Regions from separate parts of the Homo sapiens genome. Here region 2 is linked to region 1. The links are chromatin contacts, found by Hi-C or POLR2A ChIA-PET in ENCODE. All regions are on one chromosome and are shown on one strand. Each heading gives the region's core, a stretch centred on a gene start or an enhancer-like site at or near the end of the contact. The rest is flanking DNA. Distances are from core to core; before and after follow the strand shown. Region 1 overlaps KIAA1549. Region 2 overlaps ATP6V0A4 (ATPase H+ transporting V0 subunit a4).

The links. A loop is a pair of places that touch in the nucleus more often than their neighbours do. ChIA-PET counts read pairs that join two places held with the same protein, here RNA polymerase II (POLR2A). Pooled maps may share reads with other maps.
Region 2: a map of PC-9 shows a loop between it and region 1 (10-fold over the local background). The contact joins two enhancer-like sites. A Hi-C loop is called at or near these places in 7 of 168 maps with a recorded cell type or tissue (CD4-positive, alpha-beta T cell, CD4-positive, alpha-beta memory T cell, CD8-positive, alpha-beta T cell and 2 more) and 10 of 50 pooled maps. POLR2A ChIA-PET finds 5 or more read pairs at or near these places in 6 of 52 experiments (CD4-positive, alpha-beta T cell, CD4-positive, alpha-beta memory T cell, activated T-cell and 2 more).

What each region holds. Positions count from the first base shown.
Region 1 is chr7:138,887,781-138,893,620 of GRCh38, reverse strand. All of the region lies in intron 10 of KIAA1549, which reads left to right. Among named protein-coding and RNA genes, the nearest start is that of KIAA1549, 91 kb to the left of the region's middle. Within about 2 kb of position 2,465, at least 7 of the 41 ENCODE cell types and tissues checked have a DNase peak (open chromatin) inside an H3K27ac peak, as active enhancers do; they include PC-9, where a contact is called at or near this core.
Region 2 is chr7:138,748,570-138,754,189 of GRCh38, reverse strand. ATP6V0A4 (ATPase H+ transporting V0 subunit a4) reads left to right here. Exons shown (of 22, transcript NM_020632.3): 11 at 1,353-1,565; 12 at 4,873-5,023. Among named protein-coding and RNA genes, the nearest start is that of TMEM213, 47 kb to the left of the region's middle. RefSeq lists an enhancer at 3,227-4,029. Within about 2 kb of position 1,534, at least 8 of the 41 ENCODE cell types and tissues checked have a DNase peak (open chromatin) inside an H3K27ac peak, as active enhancers do; they include PC-9, where a contact is called at or near this core.

The DNA of each region.
Region 1 (5,840 bases), core at 1,216-3,715:
ATACATACCTTGAACATTTTAACTTAAAATATATGAATGGACATTTATTTGCCAATCCTTCAACATATCCCAAGTCTTGTTTTGTTTTGAGTGTTGGTCTACTGAGAGGAATTGTGTTTGGTCTTTCTTACAATAAACAACACCCATGACGTGTCAGTTTCAGGTTCCAGTTTGGGTTTCTTTAGAGAAGAGCAAAGCTACCTGAATGCAAAGTTCTCTCGATTTTTAATACCTCCCCCCACTCCCTATCTTAGAGAAGAGCAAAGCTACCTGAATGCAAAGTTCTCTCGATTTTTTTAATACCTCCCCCCACTCCCTATCTCCTAATTTTGCAGACTTTTGAGTTAATTCACTCACACCTAATTTGACAGCAGATTTTTTAAGTAACCCCTCTTTCCTATGTCTTTCCAAAGCATTCAACTTAAGTGTTTATAGAAATAGCAATTTTCTTTTCCAACGTATGTTTCAACAGTTTCCATAGTATTCGAGGGTCACATCAGGTTTCAGAGCAAAGACATTGACTTTTGGTCAACATTGAGCTCACCTGGTGTGAGCAAAAACATGCCAGGCCTAGAGGAGCACTCACTAGTACAGCATAAGTATCAGTCAGCGTGTTTACCAAGGGAGTGGAACGTGGTAGTCAGTCCACTGTTACTAACAGTCTGCTGGATTAACATGCACTTTCCGTGGGTCTCCCAGATTTGGAGGACTCATCCTGCTTTAAAAGCTTGATAAAAACAAGCAAAAGTCAAAAAACAAAGAATAAAAGATTGCCCTATTTATTTTTAAACTTTATTTTGGTTGTCTTGGGTATGAAAAATTCTGCATATTACAAACCTAGACCTGTCGAATGGAAAAAAAATATGCATTACTTTAAAATTTATTTTACTTTTGTAAAAGCAAAGAAAGAGTATTTGTCTTTTCATATGAATTAACAAAAAAATGCAAAGTATTTATTAAATTGCAAGCTTATGGCTATCAAGTACATGAAAAGCATTTTATACATTAATGTTATGTTTGTTGCCTATCTTTGTTTATTATTTACACAGTCTGCTAAGGTTCTTTTGTTGTTCTTGTTATACTGGTGAATGGCATGGGGAAACCTGGAAAAAAAGTGCTGGGTATACTAAATGATTCATAGTGTGAATTTCACTGTAATAAGATCAACAATAGGTTTGGAAATGTTTTTGTTCTGTTGAAGAGTGTTGTTACAGAGGGAGTTAACCAGTGTAGACGGTTATGTATTTAGGTCTTTTATGGGCCACATTTCCTAACGTATACACTGCCATGGAAGTCCATCTATTATCTGTAACTTCAGTAAATTATCAGAGCACAGCGTCTCTTGGGGTCAAAATGGAATATTCCCCAAGCTTTCTCCTTCTCTCACTTTTACTTCCTAAACATTTTCAAGTCCCAGATGTGGCTGTAAATCAAATGGACAGAGTTTCAGATGGAACTTCCAGCCCTTAGAGCTGCTCTTTTTCCTTCAGGGCTGCAAAGACCTGCCCATACATCCTGACAACAGGTTTACAGAAAAGGTCCTGCAGGGAGGATTCCCCAAAAGAATAACTGTCTTCTGACACTGTTAGGAGGGCAAAGCCTTGCCAGTGTTGCAGAAGCTCAGTCGTGTTTTGCTGGCACAGGAACCCACCCTATAGATTTTGTCGTGTGTTTAAAATGGGAAAATGATCTCTTCATTTAGTTTAAAAACAAATGTCTTTAGTTCATACGTGTTTCTTTTAAGGTCATGTGGCCATAGCAAAGGGCCTCTAGCCTCGTCCTCAGGGTAATGTGCAGAGATGTCACCCTCCCCTATGACTTCAAGAGCTCTGTCTCCTGCTCATGTGGCTGTTGTCTCTCTCTCCGTTCTGCTCTCCCCACCTCCTGATGCGCCTCACCATACTCTCGGAAATCCTTCAGCAAATCCCAGAGCTGCAAACATCTGGAAACAATAAATCTGCTGACCTAAAATCTGCACCCCCCTTCCCCTCGTAACGAGAAGGAAACCTCTTCAGATTGTCTGGGAGTAGATTAATTTTGAAATATGATAGGAGGGAGAGGCCATTCTGTCTTGTTTTGAGGCACAGCCTTTGCTTATTTTCAGTAATAAAGAAGAAAACCCCATGCTTTCTTTTATCTGTATTCTCTATCTGTAGACTCAAGTCATCATTTGTTACTGTTGCCTAAAAAACTCCAGCCCGGATCCTCTTCATCATGAATGGCATTGGCTGGATGCCACTGGCCTCATGGAAACTTATTCCTTCTGATGGGGGATAGTCCACACCTCGTTACTGGTGTCAGACCAGAGCTCCTGACTGCCCTTGGTTGCTTCTAAAGGGCAGCACTTTGGGCAACCGGCTGGAGCTGCCTCAGGCACTGGGTGTCACTCACCAAACATTGAGCATTTGCTGTGAGCCACACCAGATCCGGCTCAGTTACCAACACAAATAGCACGCGATCTCTGCATTCCAGGGCTTTAGCAAGGGAGAAGGACGAGCCATCCGAAAGCAGACATCCAGGAGTATAAGGATGTCTGGAGAACACAGAGGAGGGGGGCACCCCATTTGCAGTGGTGGGGTACTTCTACCTTCTTCAAGGAGGTGACACCAGGGCTGAAGCTTCACGGTGGAGATGAAGGCGGGCCCAGTGGGGGAGCGGAGGGCAGCTCAGGAAGCTAGAGCAAAGGTCATAAAAAAGGGCACAGCCGAAAGCCAGGTGGCAGAGAGCCAGGCCCTGGGGGGTTTTCAGGACATAGAAGGGATTGCAAATTATGCTGTAAGCAGTGGGCAAGCATTGAAAGGTTTTCAGCAGGGAGAGCAGCTTGAACACATTTGCTTTTGGAACGATCCCTTTGGGAGGCAGTATGGACAGTGAATTGAAAAGAGGCTCTGTGAGCATATCGTTCCATCTCAGCCAAGGTCAGCTCATTCCCTATGGTTGCTGTTTGATTCTCTGCAAAGGTCGCCTGTCACACCTAACGTGTAGGTGGTCTCAGTTCACCCACAGCTGGCTGACCGTGCCGGGTGTCACCTGTGGGTGGGAGAATCTGGGAGCCCTGCTCTCCCAAACTCCGGGACCACAGGGTTACGGGAGTGCCCGTGTGGGGCTGCACTGAAGACAAACAGATGGCAATAACTTTGCCTTGTCTCCACTTCCTAAATGGAAGCAGCATGGTGGTTGTGGTGACGTTTCACAAATGACATCAATCAGGTAATAAATGCTTTCAATGGCACTCGCTACATGATGGCAAATTTTTGTTCAGACACTTTTGGGATTTGCTCTGTGTTTCTATTGTCATCTCAACTCCTTCCCAGGGGCTCAGGCTAACCCGAATACTGTGGGCTTCACTGCGTTTTGTGCCACCTGGGCTGTACTGTATTTATGGCCCACGTGTTCACATTCATCAGGCGTCTCTCTCATTACTTGGCTGACCTGCCCACCAGTCAGTCTCCTGGGCTTGTTGGTGACGTATTCCGGTGGGGCACAGACACTGTGGCCTGTTCCCTCTGTGATATGTTAAAGAGAGAAAGAACAAAAGAGCCATCCTTCTTCAGAAATAACTCGGTCCTAATATGAATATTGAACACTCTCATTAATCTTGATTCTTCTTTTATAAAATACTGATTAAACCTATGCTGCATGTGGGAGGGAGCTGGAGACATTGTATACCAGCCAGACTGAACTCTAGGTTCTATTTTAAAAGAAGTGGAGAAACTAGAAAAAGTGATCTGGCAAGTAGAGATGAGACAAAAGAAGGTAATTATCTAAGGGAGGAGGGGCAGTGTTCCCTCTAGGTTTTCCTTCTGTGTGTAGATGGCTTTTGTTTTGTGCATAATACGCACAGACTGGTTGCCAAATTTCTATTGGTATAGAAGGTGATGACTCACTCAGTTTGTGAGAAGTGCAAGGATCTAATGGATGTATTTAAAGACTTTGGTCAGAATCAACAGTAAGCCAAGAGGACTTGTATATTTCATTTATGACACGTGCCGTTTTCTTGGTTACCCAGAAAAAAACCAGTCAGTTTGGTACTTCAGTTGAGCGTTTTGAAATTCATCTGGTCATCAGCTATTTCTTGAGGGACCCTGTGTCGCATCTTGTTGTTGACTTAACAAAATATTGTATCTAAATTCTTATTTATAACTCTGATGCCTTAGAATTCTTAGCTGTATATTAACTGCTCGATGTTTCATCAATCAACAGTAATAATAATGCTGTCAGCATCATTTGTAGGGTACTTTGGCATTTATGAAGCATTTTCATGAATACTGTCATGTTTCTTTCCTACATGGGCCCTGAGTGTACGTGAGGGAAGACATTTAGGTGCCTAGGCTTGGGCTACGTAGACCGCCCTATAGAGGCAATACTGTTTGTATTTTTACGTTGTTGACTTTGGAGACCTCCACTTAGGGGAGGCCATCTGTAGCTCCTTTTCCAGTTTTGGTAAAGCAAACCACCTAATTTGTTAAAAACAAAACAAAACAGTTGCCCAGTCATTAGAGGCATTCACTTTCTTAATGGGAAGTATACCAAAAAGGATTTCAGCAAGGTTTATTAAATGATGGAGGTGATGATTAAATGACTGTTTAGTATATCTGTTTTCTTTCGCTTAGAGGCACCTTGTATGTAGTTAAATGAAGTGCTGCTGGGGTAAAAGCAACCCCATAAAATTGGAAATCGCTCCTGTTAGGATTTTTATCATCAGCTGTGAATAAGTGGCATCCAATATCAATTTTCTCAGGCATCTGAAAAAGGCTTGACAGATGGACATTTGAGAATTATATAGATGGATTAGTATTTCATTTCAAGATGAAAATAATATTTATAATTATATATTTCATAAATTAGGACCGCATGTCAAAGTCTGAGAAAGGAATCATCTTAATCACACAGAATGGATTTTTTAATGTGCAGGAGGGTTACCTCTTAGCCTGCCTAATTTTTCATCTGCCCATACATACATCAATGATTTGCTTTCAAGAGAGCAGTTGAATCTTTGTGGAAATTTACAACAAAAGGAAAAAATATTCGACTAGTAAGTGTGGGGTTTAGAAAAGACACATAGATGATTGCTGTTAAGTACATTATGGTAGAATCCAAACGTGTTGCTGTGTAGTTGATCTAAATCCAGTAAGTACACAGGGACAACAAATAAACCAGCAGAGAAAGGGGTCATGGACCAGTGAACAAGTGACTTGCATTCAAGCAACCTGGACACAGATGTGCAGTATCCAGTAATCAATCATTTGAAAGAAGTGAACGAAAGTATCCTGCAAGTCTGAGTAATTGTGCGGGAAAGTATACAGTATTAACTCAGCTCTCCCTTATTTGTTCTTTTGAAGTTGTAATTTTGATCTTTCGGAAGTAAACATGGACCTTTTCACCCCTTTTTCCTTTTAATACAAAATATGTTGTTAAGACCCCAACTGAGTCCCCGTGGACAAGGGTGCCTGCCAGGCTTTCATTCCTGAGGATGGTGAGCTCACGGAAAGCATATGCATTGTGGCACCTTGGGTTTCCCACATGCTGCTGAACAGATCTTGAAGATTACAGTTGTCACATAGACAGATAAAGCACAGAGCCCTGCCATGAGTTTGTCCCCTGGATGAAATGAGACAATGCCCTTGGCATTTCTCACTGCCGTCCTCTTCCCTGTTCTCCTTGTATTCTTCTGCGGGAGTGAACTGTTCTTCAATGGCTGGGAGATGGTCGAGGGGAAGCTATGAAATAAAAACCTCACTGCTGCTGCTGCTGCTGCTGCCACCTCCTCTACAGAATATCTAAGTTCACAGTTTCCCAACGTGGAACGAATTGTCCTATTTCATGGCTGTATTTCTCTC
Region 2 (5,620 bases), core at 285-2,784, 140 kb after region 1:
GGCGTGAGCCACTGCGCCTGGCCTGTGTTTAATTTTTTAATCCTCTCCATTACTTCTTTGTCACTTGTCAGGAACACTGTTTCCCCAAAGCCATTGAAGTCCTTTCCCCCCAATTCTCCATGCTTGATTTTATGAAAACGTCATGAGGAGAATGGAAAATAAATTCTGCTAGATGTGTGCTTACATTTAGTATGACGGGTTGCTGCTGTGTCGAGGGCTTCAGATGATCCCAGCTGAGCAGCTTCTGCAGGGGCAGCTTTCTCCTTTGGCTCAGTCCCTGCCAAAGATGAATCTTAGACACTGTCTGATGCTGAGGCATATAATTCGGGCTATGCTCTTTGAGGTTTCTGAAAGTCACCTCTGTGCTGAGGTGCTCTTGTCTCCTGGAAATCCCCAGGCCAGGGGGCATTATATTGCAAAGTGACAGGTAGTATTGGGCTTGTGAGATGCTTCGGTGGCCTCATGGCTCTCGTTAATCTTAGAGCCAGCATGTCTGTCTTACAGTGTGTCTCTTACAGAGGCCATGTGTGCTGAAAAAGATTACCCTGTTTGTTGTATCATCAAAACATAAAAATGATTCCATTAAATAAATTCTGTGTGGGCCCAATTGTCCATTCATTCCTTCATTCATTCACTTGTCATTTATTGGAGGGATTATGTATGTAAAGGGTTGTGGTAGATGTAGTAATCTCTTAGGGTTGCTGTAACAAATTACAGCAAACTGGGTGGCATAAGACAATAAAGATTTATTCTGTCATGGTTCTGGAGGCCAGAGGTCTGAAATCAAGGCGTCAGCAGGGCCGTGCTCCCTCGGAAGACCTGAAGGGAGCCCCCTCCTTGCCTCTCCCCAGCTCTGGTGCTGCGGGCCGTCCTCCGCATTCCTTGGCTTGCAAGTGCCTACTTCTCTGCCTCTGTTGTCACGTGGTATTCTTCCCTGTGTGCCTCTGTGTCTACGTTTCTTATCAGGACAGTGGTCATATGGGATTAGAGCCCATTCAAATCCAGTATGACCTCTTCTTAACCTGATTCCATCTGCAAAGACCCTCTTTCCAAAAAGGCCATATTCACAGGTATCAGAGTTCAGGACTCTTTTATGTGGACAATTCAACCCATAACAATAGGACAATGAGGAATTTAGAAGAAAAGGAAGATACAATCTCTGCCTAAGGGTTTTAGCCTCTAGCGGGGGAGATAAACTGCTCAGGAGAGTTCAAGGCCAGGTGACAGCCACAGGTCAAAGGAGCCTGCCAGAGCAGAGGAAGCTGCTGTGGCCTGTGACACTCCATTTTTGGCACCTTGTCAAACAGCTCTGTGAAGGTTCTCTGTTTTCCTGTGTGTTGTTTTTTGTATAGGTCATAACACAAACAGAGTCTCACCGCCAGCGCCTGCTGCAGGAAGCCGCTGCCAACTGGCACTCCTGGCTCATCAAGGTGCAGAAGATGAAAGCTGTCTACCACATCCTGAACATGTGCAACATCGACGTCACCCAGCAGTGTGTCATCGCCGAGATCTGGTTCCCGGTGGCAGATGCCACACGTATCAAGAGGGCACTGGAGCAAGGCATGGTGCGTGGCAGGTGGAGCCAGGAGGGGTCCGATGAGTCAGCCCCTCTGCTGGGCTCTCAGAGGGTGTTGGCCTCATGGGCCACATGAACTCAAGTGACTTGGTGGTAGGATTGCTTCCTTCATCTTTGTGTCTTCAGTTATCAACCCCACTCGAGGACATAAAAGAAATTCCTTTGTCTTTTCAGTGTTTGACAGTTGTTCACCATTTTTTGACCTTTTGTGAGTACGTATTGAGGTTTTTTTAAAAAAAAAAAAAAAATAGAATCTCGCTCTGTAGCCCAGGCTGTTGTGCAGTGGCACAGTCTCGGCTCACTGCAACCTCTGCCTCCCGGGTTCAAGTGATTCTCCTGCCTCAGCCTCCCGAGTAGCTGGGATTACAGGTGCGCCCTACCACGTCCAGCAAATTTTTGTATTTTTAGTAGAGACGGGGTTTCACCATGTTGGCTGGGCTGCTCTTAAACTCCTGACCTCAGGTGATTCGCCTGCCTCAACCTCCCAAAGTGCTGACATTACAGGTGTGAGACATCACACCCGGCCATACTGAGCATTAATGTGCCAGTCTCTCAGCTAGACTATCGTTTTGGGGGGATTTTGTCTTTTTTTTCTTATTAAAGATGGGGACCTCGCTATGACACCCAGGCTGGAGTGCAGGGCTGTTCACAGGCATGGGCATACTGCCCTACAGCCTCAAACTCCTGGGCTCAGGTGATCCTCCCATCTCAGCCTCCCAAGTGGCTAGGACTACAGGCACGCGCCACCATGCCCAGCTCCACTCTGCTAGACTGTAGATACCACCTGTTACCTCATGGAGGTTATAGTCTAGCTAGAAAGATGAATAACCAAGCATCTATAATAAGAGCCAAAATATGTAGATCGCTTGCGGTGTGTCCGAGATGGCTAAGCACTCTGTCCTCGTTGAGTTCTCACCGCTCCCTCCATTCATTCCTTAGACATTCCCTGTGTACTAGGAACGGATCTAGGGCTTACACACTGGCAGGCCAAGACCCTGCTTTGATAGACATTCTAGAAAGGGACACGGAGGCATGTCCGTGACTAATGAGATTTCAGGCAGTGATGAGTGGTGGGCAGGAAACCAAGCAGGGGACGGCGAGGGGCAGGATGGAGAGTGGGGGCTTGTTCTGATCACCGTTATTCACCCCATTGAAGGAGGGACCCCCTCCTGCCCTAAATAGTACAAGATGGCCGAACACATTACCCTGACACTGGACAGACGGGCTTGACAGCTGTTTTTAGTCACTCGTCTTCAGAGCCCAGGGGAGAAGGACACCGCACGCCATGCGGGCCACACAGGGCTTGCCCTCGGGAACTGCGTTTGGGAGCAGAGTGAAGCAGCAGGGCCGGTGGGAGGCAGGCTCTGCAGTGAACGAGGGTGAGGTGACCTTTGGTTCTTGCAGAAGGATGTGATTAGCTTGTTTGAATAATTTCACGGGGTGGGAGGAGTGAAGCCATTAGGTTGAGGAGTGGGTGGCATGCAGCTGGTTTGGCCGATGGGGAACTAGCTGGGTGGCATATCTGGTGACGGCAGATCTCGTGTTATCTGAAGAAACCCTCTCTGAGCAGGCGGCATTGATAGCATGGGAAGGTTGGGGGCGGGAGGAAGGGTTTTTCAGGCGGAGGAATCTGAAGGTAAAGGCCTTGCAGTAGGAATGGGTTAGAAGGTGGGAGCTTTCTTTATCCCCTTCGTACAGATAAAGAAATGGAGGCACAGAAAGTAGAAGTAACCTGACTACAGTCCTATAGCCAGGAGGCAGGGTTTGAATACAGAAACTGTTCCTCAAAACAGTCGATGCCCCCACATCATGGTCCAAAAACCACCTAAATGGGGCACTTAAAAAGCATTTCAACCAGGCTGAGCAGGGCGGGGGTGCGTCCTGGAGGAAGTGATGCATGCGCAGAGCGCTGGGAGGCTGGCCGGGGAGCAGGTGAAGGGAGGTGCGGCCTCCTGAAAGCAGAGGAGGATTGAAGCTGGGACCGTGAGCACTCGTCCAGCTGGTGTCAGATCCCAGTGGGTGTGCATGTGGCACGTGCTGTCGGGTGTGCGGTGGCTGTACGGTTCCTGGACAGGGAGCACTTGGAATTGTTAAGACTCGAGTAGGTAGAATGGATGCAGTGGCTCACGCCTGTAATACCAGCACTTTGGGAGGCTGAGGTGGGAGGATCATTTGAGCCTAGGAGTTCAAGACCAGCCTGTGTAACATAGCACTGTATGGCTGTAGTCCCAGCTACTCAGGAGGCTGTGGCGGGAGGATCACTTGAGCCCAGAAGTTTGAGGCTGTAGTGAGCTATGATCATGTTACTGCACTCCAGCCTGGGACTTCCTGTCTCAGGAAGAAAAAAAAAGAAAAAGAAAAAAGACTTGAGCAAGTGGAGAAGAGAGGTGGCTAGTGTAGACATGGCCAGTTTCCATGGGGAAGCGTGGGGAAGGGTGAAGGTGTGAATGGAGGATTAAGGCATATTGTTAAGTAGTCTTGATCACAAGACTAAAGAGTTTTGATTTCATTCTTTAGGCGATAGGCAGCCTTTGAAGATTTTAAAGCAGGAGAGTAACATGAGTAAAATAGTGCTTTTTGTTTGTTTTATTAAAAGAGTGCTTGAGCAATCTAGGTGTTAGATAAACGGAGAGGGGAGAGGCTGGCAGAGATGCTGAGGCTTGGAGCTAGGGTGATAGCTGTGGGAATCGGAGGAAAGATTCCGAAAGGAGAACTAGCAAGCTTTGCTGGGTGATCGACTGACTGAAACCAGAGAAGGACAAATCCATGATTCCAAGATTCTAGGAATCTGGGAGAATGGAGGCTCTGCTGAAGGGGCAGGGAGTTTGTGGAGGGGACCTGGCTTTGTGGAGAGTTGATGAATTCAGGATTAGACTCCTGGATTTTGTGGGGTTGGTGACACATTGGAGTTTGAAAGTCTAAGCAGGCAATTAGGAAAAAATTGGGGAAGGGCCAGAGCCATTTGGAAGAGGGGGATGAATTGAGAAAGTGGAGAGGAGGAAAGCATAGAGGGCCAGGAGTCATAACATTCGCATTTACAGCAGTAGGAGACGGGAGATTGTCAGAGACTCCAGAGGGACTCAATTCTCTTGACAGCCCTCCCATGAGATGAATTGGATAAGTATTGGGAAGGTATTAACTCTCTACACATAAGGTCGTGAGTCTCAGAGAGATCAAGAGATTGCCCCAAGTTCGCTCAGTGAGGGACGGCAGGAGCTGGGACTGTGACCTTTGTGCTGACACCCAGCCCAAGACTCTTCTCCTTACATCTTTGTCGCTTTTTTTTTTTTTTCCAGGAACTAAGTGGCTCCTCCATGGCCCCCATCATGACCACAGTGCAATCTAAAACAGCCCCTCCCACATTTAACAGGACCAATAAATTCACAGCTGGCTTCCAGAATATTGTTGATGCCTATGGTGTCGGCAGCTACCGGGAGATAAACCCAGGTAAAGATCTGATGAACTGCACGACTGGGTAGCTTGAAAGTGAAAACTGGTAAGATGGACCCCTGAGGTGACCGAGGTGGTGAACTTGTTAAAACTGTGAGGCTTGGGGCTAGGGTAGTAGCTGTGGGAATCAGAGGAATAAGTAGGATAGTAGGGGCAAGTAGTAGGATTCCTAAAATCCTCCTTGGTTTCGTAATACCCTGTGGTGTCGTCTATAAATGCCGATTGGTGAAAGAATTGTTCTTTGTCTTCACCTGTGCACCCTTAAACTGCAACCTCATCAGGCAGCCGAAGTCAGTGTTCATTTCCTTCACCAATACAATGAGGGCCATATCTTGGCATCTTCACAGTCCTGTGGTTATTGTGTGGGAAAGACACCAGTACACAGAACTTAGAAGACTCGATTCTTGGTGTCCTAAGCTGTGGAATCTTGCTACCTTGGTTAATAAAATAAAGGTGTAGGCTGGGTTTGGTGGCTCACGCCTGTAATCCCAGCACTTTGGGAGGCGGAGGAGGTGGATCGCTTGAGGTCAGGAGTTCGAGACCAGCTTGACCAACATGGCAAAACCCTGTTTCTACTAAAAATACAAAAATTAG